4 separate regions of the Homo sapiens genome follow, and all the other regions are linked to region 3. Evidence: chromatin contacts called from ENCODE Hi-C or POLR2A ChIA-PET data. All regions are on one chromosome and are shown on one strand. Each heading gives the region's core, a stretch centred on a gene start or an enhancer-like site at or near the end of the contact. The rest is flanking DNA. Distances are from core to core; before and after follow the strand shown.

Region 1 (2,700 bases), core at 44-2,543, 2.3 Mb after region 3:
AAAAAAAAAAAAAAAAGAATGGAGAACTGCAAAATGTCCCAGAGCACCAGGTAACATCGGTGCTTCTCCACCTCTGCACTACAGACATTTGGGCTGGATCTCTGTTGTGGGAGCCATCCTGTAAGATGTCTAGCAGCTAGCAGCAACCTCACTGTCCATCCCGTAGAGGCCAGCCCCACTCAATGTCTCCAGGCACTGCCAGGTATCCCCTAGGGGGTAAAATCACCCCGAGTTAAGAATTCACTGGATGCAATAAACCTGAAAAGTCCCAGCCAAAATGAGCAGTGAGCCAGGCACTGTCTCCTCACGGAGAACAGCTCCAGCGGGAATGATGGAGGGCAGGTCAGAGGTAGACAGTGAGGTGAAAAGGCAGAAACAGGGAGACTCCAGGAAACTCTTTCCAGAGGGTAACTGTAGGGCAGGGAAAGAGCATGGGCAGGGTACAGAAGACAGCAGAGGCTGAGCCTTAACACCATGTTCATGAGCTCAGGGAATACAGGCCAAAACCTCACGACAGCTTAAAGACATATGAGAGGGAACAAACCATGTGACTCCTCTACTCAACAACCTTCCCAACCTTATCCCTGCACACTGAACCACAGACACAACATTCCACCAAATCAATCAGCAGAGGGTGGTGGCAATGTGGACCCATAAAGCCTATACAAATATTAGTTCTGTCATATGTTACAATTATCCCCTTCAGGTGTGGGATTCCAGGGCCTTGGCAAAATGGCCCTAAACCAATTTGTCTACCTCTATGTATTAATATTTGATCACCGTGGTTTCCCCTTAATCTTCATTTGTCCAAATCCCATTCAGCCACTGACAGCAATTCACAGTTCAGACTCTGCAACCAGACTGCCTGAGTTGGAATCCAGGCAGGACCATTTATGAGCTGCATGCTCTTGGACAACTTACTTAACTTCTCTTTGTGTCAGTTTCCTCTGTATAAAATGCAGAAAACAACAGAATGTACCTTAAATGGTTCAGAAGAATGAAATGAAAAAAACTATACACATGAAATGCTGAGAAAGCACCTGGCATCTAGTAAACTTCCTCCCCACTCCTACTGCTTCAAGGCCCACCTCTCTACATACCAATTTTACCAGGATTGCCCCCCTATCCTGACTCCAACCCTTCTCCTCCCCTCCCTGATGGTCTGGCCCCAATCTTACTTGAGTCCCTCATCATGGGGACTCTTCATAATCCCCACCAGCTGACGACTCAGGAGAGGAAGCCTCTTACTCATCTTAGTGTTTCCGGCACCACTGGGCCCAGGCTTTGTAAAACTCCAGTGCTGAAAAAAGTCGCATTAAAGATACTGGCTCACCAAACCCACACATGACAAGAGGAGCAGAAGTGAAAAAGAGAGCTGTAATCCTAGACAGTCAGACCTGGATGTACTGAAGCACAACAAAAAGAAGTAGAAGAGTGGTTTGAAACTGAGTAAATTCACCAGTCACCTGGGCTGTGACCTTTAGAGGCCTTTAAAATGTTAATTGGTCAATTATTAAGTGTAGTTGTTTTTATCTTGATCCTTCAGATGAAGAGCCTTGAAGTAAACGTCCCTGAAATGTAACCACAATAACCAAATTTTACTAACCCAAGACCAATAAAATCAAATTAGGTCAAAGGAAGATCTAACTAACATTTGCATTCACAATATTCCAACTGTAAATGTTGAGACTGACTTGATATTTCTTTGAAAAGTATTTTCACACTAAAGAAAGGTGGATTAAGAGAGGAAAAATTCTGTGTCTTTTCAAAAAGCAGCAAATATTTCATTTAACCAATACTGAGCACTTCCTACATGCCAGGTCTTGAGCTAAGAGCTCTAATGGTCTAACAGAAGTGCACACATGGAACACAGACAAGGTACCACAGCTGTGCCCCATCCCTGTCCCTTTAACAGTGTTTGTCATGTTCACAGCCATGCTCCACTGTTTCCTAACCAGAAAACCTCTTCCTTGTATGAAGAGCCCCCACTCCAACTTGCCAGCCCTGCTTGTTTATAGTCAGCCACTTTGATGTGGCCTTGTGGGTAGGCTTCAAAAACAAATACAAAGCCAAGAGCATGTTAAATACACCCAGTAATACACACAACAGACACTTCACCCTATGACACACCAGCAGGGTGAGGCTCCCAGGGAGACAGGCAAAATGGGGTAACAGGGTGGACCTCGGGAATAGTCAGAGGATGTCTGACAATGCTTTTGCTGAAGTGTGTTGGCCTCTAAACTCGGACATTATTTCCTTCAAGGCTCGGTTCAAACATACTTTCCTCCCTCATTAGCACCACCCCTGTCCCCGACACACACACACCACACACACACATTGTCCAAACTGGAAAAGCAGCAGGGAATAACAGAAGAGAGGTGTCTGATGCCAGGTCTGCTCCTGATTAGTTGTTTGACATTGAGCAGTTTTGTTTCCTCATCTGTAAAGTGGGGATAAAATGCTTGCCCTATTCAGCTCATGTACATGAAAACACTTTATAAATAGTAAAGTTTCATAAAAATGTTTGCTTATATGCTACCATAATTTTATACCGCTGTATTTCACTCCCCAGATAAATGCAAACTGCTCCAATGTTTTCTACTTTTTCCAATGTTTTGAACATGCCATACAGGTGTTTAGAAAATAAGTAAGTATGGCCAGGCACAGTGGCTCACGCCTGTAATTCCAGCACTTGGGAGG
Region 2 (2,700 bases), core at 97-2,596, 2.5 Mb after region 3:
TTTTATTACTTCTTTCTAGATAAGAGTCTCCCTAAATAATGTAAGGGAGATGGTGGTCCAAATTTTGTGGTGATAGACATTTTGTGCCTCTTGTTTCTGTATCCATTTTTACAAAAATTCTAATATCTAATTCATGTCTTATTTTAGTTTTCAATATATATGTCCTTTTTTATTTTGAAGTAATGATTATTTTGTGGTTAACAGTAAAGGACCTTCCTCTGCCAAGATTTGTTGCTTCAAAGAATGAACAGGAATCTCGCCATGCAGCCTCATATTCTTCAGATTCTGAAAATCAAGGGTCGTATTCTGGTGTAATTCCCCCACCACCTGGCAGGGGGCAAGTGAAAAAGGGATCCGTAAGCCATGATACGGTTCAGCCTCGTACATCTGCAGATGCACAGGTAATCACATGCATGTAAATATTAGCAGTTGATGCCCTGTGCAAATGCTTCACTAAGGCTCTTATTGGTAGCTTAATAATTAAAATGTCTCCTTAAAGTTAAAATTTTAAAATAATATTCTTTTCTAGGAACCTGCATCCCCAGTAGTTTCACCACAGCAATCCCCACCAACTTCTCCACACACATGGAGGAAGCACAGCCGTCATCCCAGCGGTGGGAATAGTGAGAGGCCTCTCGCGGGACCTGGGCCATTTTGGTCTCCCTTTGGTGAAGCACAATCAGGTATTTAGAGATTGATTGATTAGAGTGTCATTGTGTTGCCCAGGCTGGTCTTGCACTCCTGGGTTCAAATGATCCTCCTGCCTCAGCCTCCTGAGTAGGTGGGGATTATAGGCTTGTGCCACAGAACCTGGCTTAGAGATTTTTTGAAAGTAACAATTATTTAGGGTTGTAAATTGAAGGAAACTTGATAATATTCCTTCAGGAGTTGCCTCCCAGATAGTTTTTAATTGTAAGTTTAAGTTAAATAGAAGCAAAAACCAACTATGGAAATTTGTAAGTGGATACATTGCTTTGAAAAGTGGTAATTGCATTTATGTGTATCTGTGATGTTTAGACAAGTTTATGGATACCAGATTCTCTAAAGGTAAAATGAATAATTATTTCCCAGAATATTATGTATATATTACATACATTTTATTGACAAGGAGAGCACAAAATAATTGAAGATATTTAAATGAGGTATAATTTCTAATAGAACAGAAAAGATTCCATTTTGGAAATTGTTAGATTTCTTCAGAGTAAGAGTTGGAAAGAAAACTTCCTAGTAACTTTTTTCCTCAAACATGAGTCAGCATGTTTACCCATTCTCCTTATAGGTTCTTCTGCTGGTGATGCAGTGTGGTCAGGGCATTCCCCACCTCCACCTCAAGAAAACTGGGTCAGTTTTGCAGATACTCCACCAACCAGTACTCTTTTAACCATGCATCCTGCTTCTGTCCAGGTGTGACATTTTATTGGTATTGCATTTTTATTTGCTTCATTCAGAGTATTGCTCCAGTCGTTGTTTTTATATTTTGCTGTTGCAGATTTTATAAATGCAAATCCACTCATTTATTTAAAAGCAAAATTCTGCTCTGTGCATTTCAAATCTGTTATCATTGGAATGTTTCAGCTGATTTTATTTCTGTTTCTGATTCCCTAGTGAAGTTTTGAAAGGTTTCTGCATCTGGAAATATATTTGCTTGGCTTTCTTAGCACATTTTCATAACTTTCTGTTGCTTACATAATTGCTGTCATTCTACTCGTTTCTATAATCATTGTGCAAAAACATATCCAATAATCTGACTGTAACAGATGTGTGGTTTTACATTTTAAATATACACAAAAAGCAAGTTTTACTTTCAAAGATAAATAACCTAGCAATCTTGGTCCATATAATCATGTAGGTAGATATTGTACTGAGGAAAAAATGTTTCATTACAGGACCAGACAACAGTACGAACTGTAGCATCAGCTACAACTGCCATTGAAATTCGTAGGCAATCCAGTAGTTATGATGATCCCTGGAAAATAACAGATGAACAAAGACAGTATTATGTAAATCAGTTTAAAACCATTCAGCCTGATCTAAACGGATTTATTCCAGGTGAGTTGTTGAAAACAGAAGTTCTTCTAGATGGGACAGGAGAATCTCAATTTCATAATATCAAAGACATTGTTTTATTGGTCATAGATTTTAATTATAAAATAATTATCAGATTATTTGTCTAAAAAGAATTTATAATCACTGGGGGCCAAAAACATGACATATTCACATATTAAAAATATCTTTTCCCAGTTAAAAAAGTCTAAGACTCTTACATTCTGTTCGTGGATCCGTAAGTTCAGAATAACATTAAACAACACTGTTTTAATATTTCAGGATCTGCAGCTAAAGAGTTTTTTACAAAATCAAAACTTCCTATTCTTGAACTTTCTCATATTTGGTAAGTGTGGTATATCATTAGTTGGGTAACTGGGTTGCTTCCAAGGAGTTTCTAGCAGATAGATTTTAGAGCCTTAAAAAATAAACAACTAACCCCTTCAAGAATGCTGTCAAAGAACTCAGTATTGCCTTACAATAGCCAGCTTCTCTCTTATTCTGCAGAAAAGAAATAAGTGATACTGATACAGTAGTTCTTTGTAAAGAGCTAAAATTCTTTAAGCTGTATCAGCTGTTTTTTTGTTGCTAGCATAATGTATGAGATAAAAGTTAGTTTGCACATACATGGTTATATTTATCCCATTGGTTTTTTAT
Region 3 (2,700 bases), core at 32-2,531:
GAATTATTTGGGAATCCAGTAGCTCTCAAGAGCCAGCAGAGTGGTTCAGAGATCTCACTTCTGCAAAGTAGGTAGGCAGTACATATGGACAGAAAATGAAAGTAAGGTACAGAAACTGGTTGGTTACAGCTTAGCATTTTTTACTTGTTTGGACATGGTCTGATCAATTGGCAGCCTGTGATTGGCTGAAGCTAGTCGGCTGTGACTGGCTGAGACCTAGCAATTTGTTACAATATATACTCCTAAATTAGGCTTTCAGTTTGTTTAGTTAAATTGTAGTTTGTTATGTAGGGACCTACGGTACCGAGACAGCCTCAAGCCAAATTTAATTTAATTAAACAATCATCACCTCAATCTTAATCTTGGCAAAGGAAATACTAAAATAAGATGGGCCATTGAGGAATCTTTGAGCCTTCCAAGTAAAATGGCAAATTTCAAGTTACACTGCGTTACTACAGGAACTACAGAGGTTAGAGTTTTGATCAAAGACTTAAAAAATTGCCATCCAGTGAACAGATACCTGATTAAAGTTACCTCTAAAGAGGGCAAATATTTAATAAATGGCAACAAAGAGCTGGCCGGGTGTGGTGGCTCACGTATGTAATCCCAGAATTGTGGGAGGCCGAGGAAGGATGATCGCTTGAAGCCAGGAGTGGTAGACCAGCCTGGGCAACATAGTGAGACCCTGTCTCTACAAAAAATAAAAATAAATTAAAAAAATTAAAATAAATAAGTAAATAAATAAGAGCTCCCAGTTTTTGCTTTAATAACCCAGGCTTGAAATGTTGTGTTTTTTTTTCCATTGGAAAAAAAACATTTTAAGGTTTCACTTTATTTTTGCTGAATTGTTAACATTGCTGAGCTGATTTCACCTAAATTATGGTAAAGATTAATCAGAGACCCTAAACTCTGAAGGAAGTATCTTAACTATTTTTCCAGAACTCACTAACCGCAAGTCCTAGAAAACTCCCAAGGGCAAGTTTCATATTTCTGGCCATATTTTAAAACTGAAATCATTTTGAGGAAAATTCTAAAGCGTTTGAAGAGAAGCATCCAAAAATTTCAATTGCTTCTCTGAAACCTTGGAATCCTGCCTGTTAATAATCTCCATGCTCTTTGCTTAGAATTTACCCACAGAATTAACTGACAGGAAACTGCCCATCACCCTCCACCCTCCCAGTAAGACTGTGCCAAAACACTCATCAGAAGCCACAATGACAAAAATAGATCCAATTGACGACTATGCAGTGACTAAGAAACGGATGTACCGATTTAAGCTATCTTCATTATCTTCTTCCTTGTTTTGATGGCAAAAAGAAAGAGAAAGCTACGTAATAGCATCTGGGCAAAACAGCTTGTACACCAAGTTCTGCCCTATGTAATTTAAAATATTTGAGTTCTTATAACATCCCTGAAAAGCATGGCTTTTAATACAAACACCACATATATACAGTACAGATCATCTAACTATAGTCATGCTTCTGGGCAGAGCTTGCAGCAATAGCAAAAATAATAAAAGAAAATTCTCTTTGTACAGCTGAATGGCTGCACTAGAATTTTCAGTGTTCAGATGTAATTAGAAAACAGCTGTGAAGGAAAATCAATTGTTCCTGGTAGTCAATGGCTAATTTTCCACAATCAAAATAAAGAATGCAATATGACATGTTTGTAATGAGCAAGTAATTGTTTCTCTTTTGTTTATTGTTTTAACATTTTTCCCTTTATTTGTGGGAGCTGTCATTTGCTTGCTTTAGGACAACTTCTCCTAGTCTTTGCTTCTCCCATCCATATTTAAATACTAGCAACTGCCAAAGAGGCTATGCAGTCCAGCTCAGTTTATTCACGATTGCCTTGCTTATGATGGTGATTTGTGGACTTGCAAGGAAATATTGTCCTTGCTTTTATGAATTCACAATAAAGCTTCCATAAACGGAATGATTATTAAACACTAGCATTTATTCATGGGATTTAACTTTGATTCATTCTGCAAAGGTCTCATGTGTCAAAAAGATGCAGTTCCCAGAATTCATTGACCTGCTGCTCCAAGTGCGTCTGCATTGCAAAACAAAACAAAACTGAAACGACCACACGGCCCTTTTTTTATACCCTTCAATCATTGGCATAGACTGGACGGTATTGGTGTAGCAGATGGATAGAAAAGCTCAACCTCTATGGTGCACACTTGGAATTTAGATGGTTGGAAAATTAACTTAAATGCTAGAATAGACCAATGAGAGTAAAATTGTTTTATCATGCAAAAGAGTCTGGTTGAGAAACACCAAGAGGATTAACACTCCTAGGCTGCTTTCAGCTGATAGAAAAAGAAAAAAAAAATGCTTATATTATTTAGTGAAATTAATGTCTATATTATTCTTTTTCTACACTTATATTTTTCTGGAACATTCTTTGAAAGCAAATATAATTGCAGTTTCAGAGAATGAAATGAATAGTAAATAAGGACTGAATCTTAATTGCTGTGTGATCTTGGGACCATGTCTTAGTCTTGGTTTATCTCTATTTCTTTGTGAGAAAAATGATAATTAATATGTGAATATAGGTTCTTCCTCTTCTAATATTATTACATAAAATATATTAGTATATGAATATTTCCAAATTTTAAAGTTCTGGAGGAAAGACATTTTCCATTAAAAAAATGCATGATAAGCCATCAGTAGCCACTAAGTCATAACTAGTTTCATC
Region 4 (2,700 bases), core at 79-2,578, 2.2 Mb after region 3:
GAGGTCAGGAGTTCGAGACCAGCCTAGCCAACACAGCGAAACCCCGTCTCTACTAAAAATACAAAAATTAGCTGGATGTGGTGGCAGGCGCCTGTAATCCCAGCTACTTGGGAGGCTGAGGGAGGAGAATCGCTTGAACCCGGGAGGTTGCAGTGAGCTGAGATTGCACCACTGCACTCCAGCCTGAGTGACAGAGCGAGACTCTGTCTCAATAAATAAATAAATAAATACCCTTATGATTACATTGAACCCACCCAGTAGTTCAAGATAACCTCCCTACCTCAGGATCCTTCCTCACATCTGCAAAGTCTCTTTTGTCATGTAAAGAAACATATTCACAGGTTCCAGGGAGTAGGACGTGGAGATCTTTTGGGTGGCATTATTCTGCCTCCCACAAGGGATGCCACTATGCCTAGCCTGTCCCCAGAGCAGAAACCGATGGAGGAATCTGCTTTGGAAGTATGGGAACACAAGCTCCAGAAAGAAAAATAAAAGGCAAATGGATGTAAATTAATAGACAGGCATTTTATGGTGAATCAGAAGGAATTTCTTTTTCTGAGGAGGATCAAGGAGCATGTTGAGGATTTACAAAATGTGGGAAAGCCACCAACTAAGGAAGAAAAAGCAGACTGCTTCCCTGAGGGTTTGTTTGAGATGGGAAGAGTTACCTGGGAAAGACTGTGCTCCAAGGTCACACCAATTACCACGTGCATGAAGATTATACTCAGTTCAGCTCCAAAATCACCATCTACATGTTTATTTCAAACTTTGCAAACAAACCAAACAATGACATCAGAATTAAAATGGTTCCACCACCTCCCTGTTCTTATGCCATTGTTTTTCTTTTTCCATGATTCCTGTAAGAAACCTGACACTAATTAAGCTAGTGCAAGAAGAAGAAGAAAAAGAAGATGAATCTTCCACCACACTGGAGATAACCCAAGAAGTAAGAAAAACTGATCTCTACCCAAAAAGGACAACAATGGTGAAAGACTGCATTTGCAACGGGGGTAATATACTCAGAGTTTAAATTTCCGAAAGGACAAACAAAACATGGAGAGTCTAATGAGATCTTCCAGCTGCTTCTCTCTGCTAAGGTATTTCCCCTGGCAACAGCTAGGGAAGCTTGGGTGTATTTTCCCCTTGCTGTGTCATATGATGTTCCTTTCCCTACCCCCACCTCCTCCAGACTGCTGCCTCCATCAGTGCCTGTGGCGTGTGTGTGTGTGTGTGTGTGTGCGCGCGCGTGCGTGCACGTGTGTATGTGTGTGTGTGTGTATTGGGTTTCTCTCTCCCTTGTAAGAACACAGCCAGCCCGCCCTCTCCTGCTGTTGCTGCAGCTCTGACTTGCTTTTTCCTGCCTCCTTCCTCTCCTCTCTCTTCTTGCTTAGCTTCTTGCCTTCTGGTAAGTATGACAAACACTCCCCCAAGCCCTGTGAGAAGGTATAGGGTGCGGTTTGTGGTGTTCGAAACTTGCAACTTTGAGATTGCCAGTGAACTGTTGGAGAACTTTTCATTGTTGTATTTATAAATAAAATGTGTTGCTTAGGGAGGGATGTGTCTGTGATAGTCATCTGGAATAGCCAACACAAGTGAAAAGTTCTCTCCCTGGGGAGGGGAAAATAAGGCAATAAAGTTTATATAAGATAAAAGTTAGAAATAATTTCTTTGCCACATAATATAAAATGGATGATTGAAAAGTAACAAAGTTCTCTGACTTTGTTTTTTTCCCTCTTGTTAACTTGTCTTGAGGCTACTTTTGGGAATTGAATTGTCCTGGGCTTTATAATGACTGTTCTGTTTTAAAGTAAATGTGGAACAGGAGTTTAAAGAATAGCCATGGAATTAAGAATTTAAAAAATCAATGATTGTGGCATCTCATGAAGAATAAATCAAATACAAACAGCCACTTGCATTTAGACTAACCGAAGTAAAACTCCTATGGACAGCTTATCTTAAATTAATTATTTTGAAGTTCATTTTACTTGAGATTTTATTTCATCCTAAGATAGTCTCCCCGACTTTAAAACCCATGTATGGATTTAAGCCACTAAATGTTTACTGTTTTCAATTTGACTGAAAAACGATTCTCTTGATTTTCAAGGATGAAGTGCTAAACGGCATGACTCATTTTAGAATAGCTTAAAATAACTTCTGGCTGGACAGCAGGTGCCGTGTGTCTTTCTCCGTGTTCAGGGGAGGCCTAAGTTATATATAGATGAGTGCAATCAACAAGTGAGGTCAGGAAAAGAAATCCCAGTGATGAAAATAATGAAACTGCTGCATTATTTGATAATCAAGTTGGTGAATTCAAACCAGTGAAAGAAAAAAAGTACTTCCTCTAAGTTATGAGTGTTTGGTGAGCATCACAAGTCAGTGGCAACATCTGTGTGTTGAATTTTCTGTTCTTGTTGGTGTCTGAGCATTCAATTGACATCTACTGCCCTGAGAACAGGAAAAGGAAGCTGTGCAGTTGTAGAACAGTATGCTTTTGTTTTCACTTTCATGTTACCACAACAGCAAAACCTGTGAATTATGAGGATCTTGCCACATTTTTATGCTGCTATTTAGCAGCATCACTGTTAAATATTATTTACAAATAAAATGCACCATAACTTAAAGGCCTAAACCAAATCTATTGCAACTCTAGAAGTGGTAATAGTCAGAAACCCTGGAATCTCTGACTCAGTACCATCTCTC

What was found. A loop is a pair of places that touch in the nucleus more often than their neighbours do. ChIA-PET counts read pairs that join two places held with the same protein, here RNA polymerase II (POLR2A). Pooled maps may share reads with other maps.
Region 1: a loop to region 3 is called in a pooled map, with 19 times the contacts of the local background. The contact joins two enhancer-like sites. A Hi-C loop is called at or near these places in 3 of 37 single-sample maps with no recorded cell type and 7 of 50 pooled maps.
Region 2: a pooled map shows a loop between it and region 3 (5-fold over the local background). The contact joins two enhancer-like sites. A Hi-C loop is called at or near these places in 4 of 50 pooled maps. POLR2A ChIA-PET finds 5 or more read pairs at or near these places in 2 of 52 experiments (T-cell and activated T-cell).
Region 4: a map of CD8-positive, alpha-beta T cell shows a loop between it and region 3 (35-fold over the local background). The contact joins the promoter of TXLNB here to the enhancer-like site in region 3. A Hi-C loop is called at or near these places in 3 of 168 maps with a recorded cell type or tissue (CD8-positive, alpha-beta T cell, naive thymus-derived CD4-positive, alpha-beta T cell and natural killer cell), 12 of 37 single-sample maps with no recorded cell type and 13 of 50 pooled maps. POLR2A ChIA-PET finds 5 or more read pairs at or near these places in 1 of 52 experiments (CD8-positive, alpha-beta memory T cell).

The regions. Positions count from the first base shown.
Region 1 is chr6:139,160,669-139,163,368 of GRCh38, reverse strand. The region is part of intron 1 of HECA (hdc homolog, cell cycle regulator); the gene reads right to left. It also overlaps a transcript of TXLNB not described here. Among named protein-coding and RNA genes, the nearest start is that of HECA, 27 kb to the right of the region's middle. Within about 2 kb of position 1,293, at least 8 of the 41 ENCODE cell types and tissues checked have a DNase peak (open chromatin) inside an H3K27ac peak, as active enhancers do.
Region 2 is chr6:138,943,202-138,945,901 of GRCh38, reverse strand. It overlaps REPS1 (RALBP1 associated Eps domain containing 1), which reads left to right. Exons shown (of 20, transcript NM_001286611.2): 3 at 205-401; 4 at 530-683; 5 at 1,280-1,404; 6 at 1,887-2,049; 7 at 2,326-2,389. Among named protein-coding and RNA genes, the nearest start is that of REPS1, 44 kb to the left of the region's middle. Within about 2 kb of position 1,346, at least 2 of the 41 ENCODE cell types and tissues checked have a DNase peak (open chromatin) inside an H3K27ac peak, as active enhancers do.
Region 3 is chr6:141,482,357-141,485,056 of GRCh38, reverse strand. No RefSeq gene overlaps it. Among named protein-coding and RNA genes, the nearest start is that of GJE1, 650 kb to the left of the region's middle. RefSeq lists an enhancer at 1,296-1,435. Within about 2 kb of position 1,281, at least 16 of the 41 ENCODE cell types and tissues checked have a DNase peak (open chromatin) inside an H3K27ac peak, as active enhancers do; they include CD8-positive, alpha-beta T cell and natural killer cell, where a contact is called at or near this core.
Region 4 is chr6:139,290,626-139,293,325 of GRCh38, reverse strand. TXLNB (taxilin beta) reads left to right here and starts at 1,328. Exons shown (of 10, transcript NM_153235.4): 1 at 1,328-1,405. The region is part of intron 4 of LOC102723690 (a long non-coding RNA gene); the gene reads right to left. RefSeq lists enhancers at 2,104-2,353, 2,554-2,613 and a silencer at 2,200-2,494.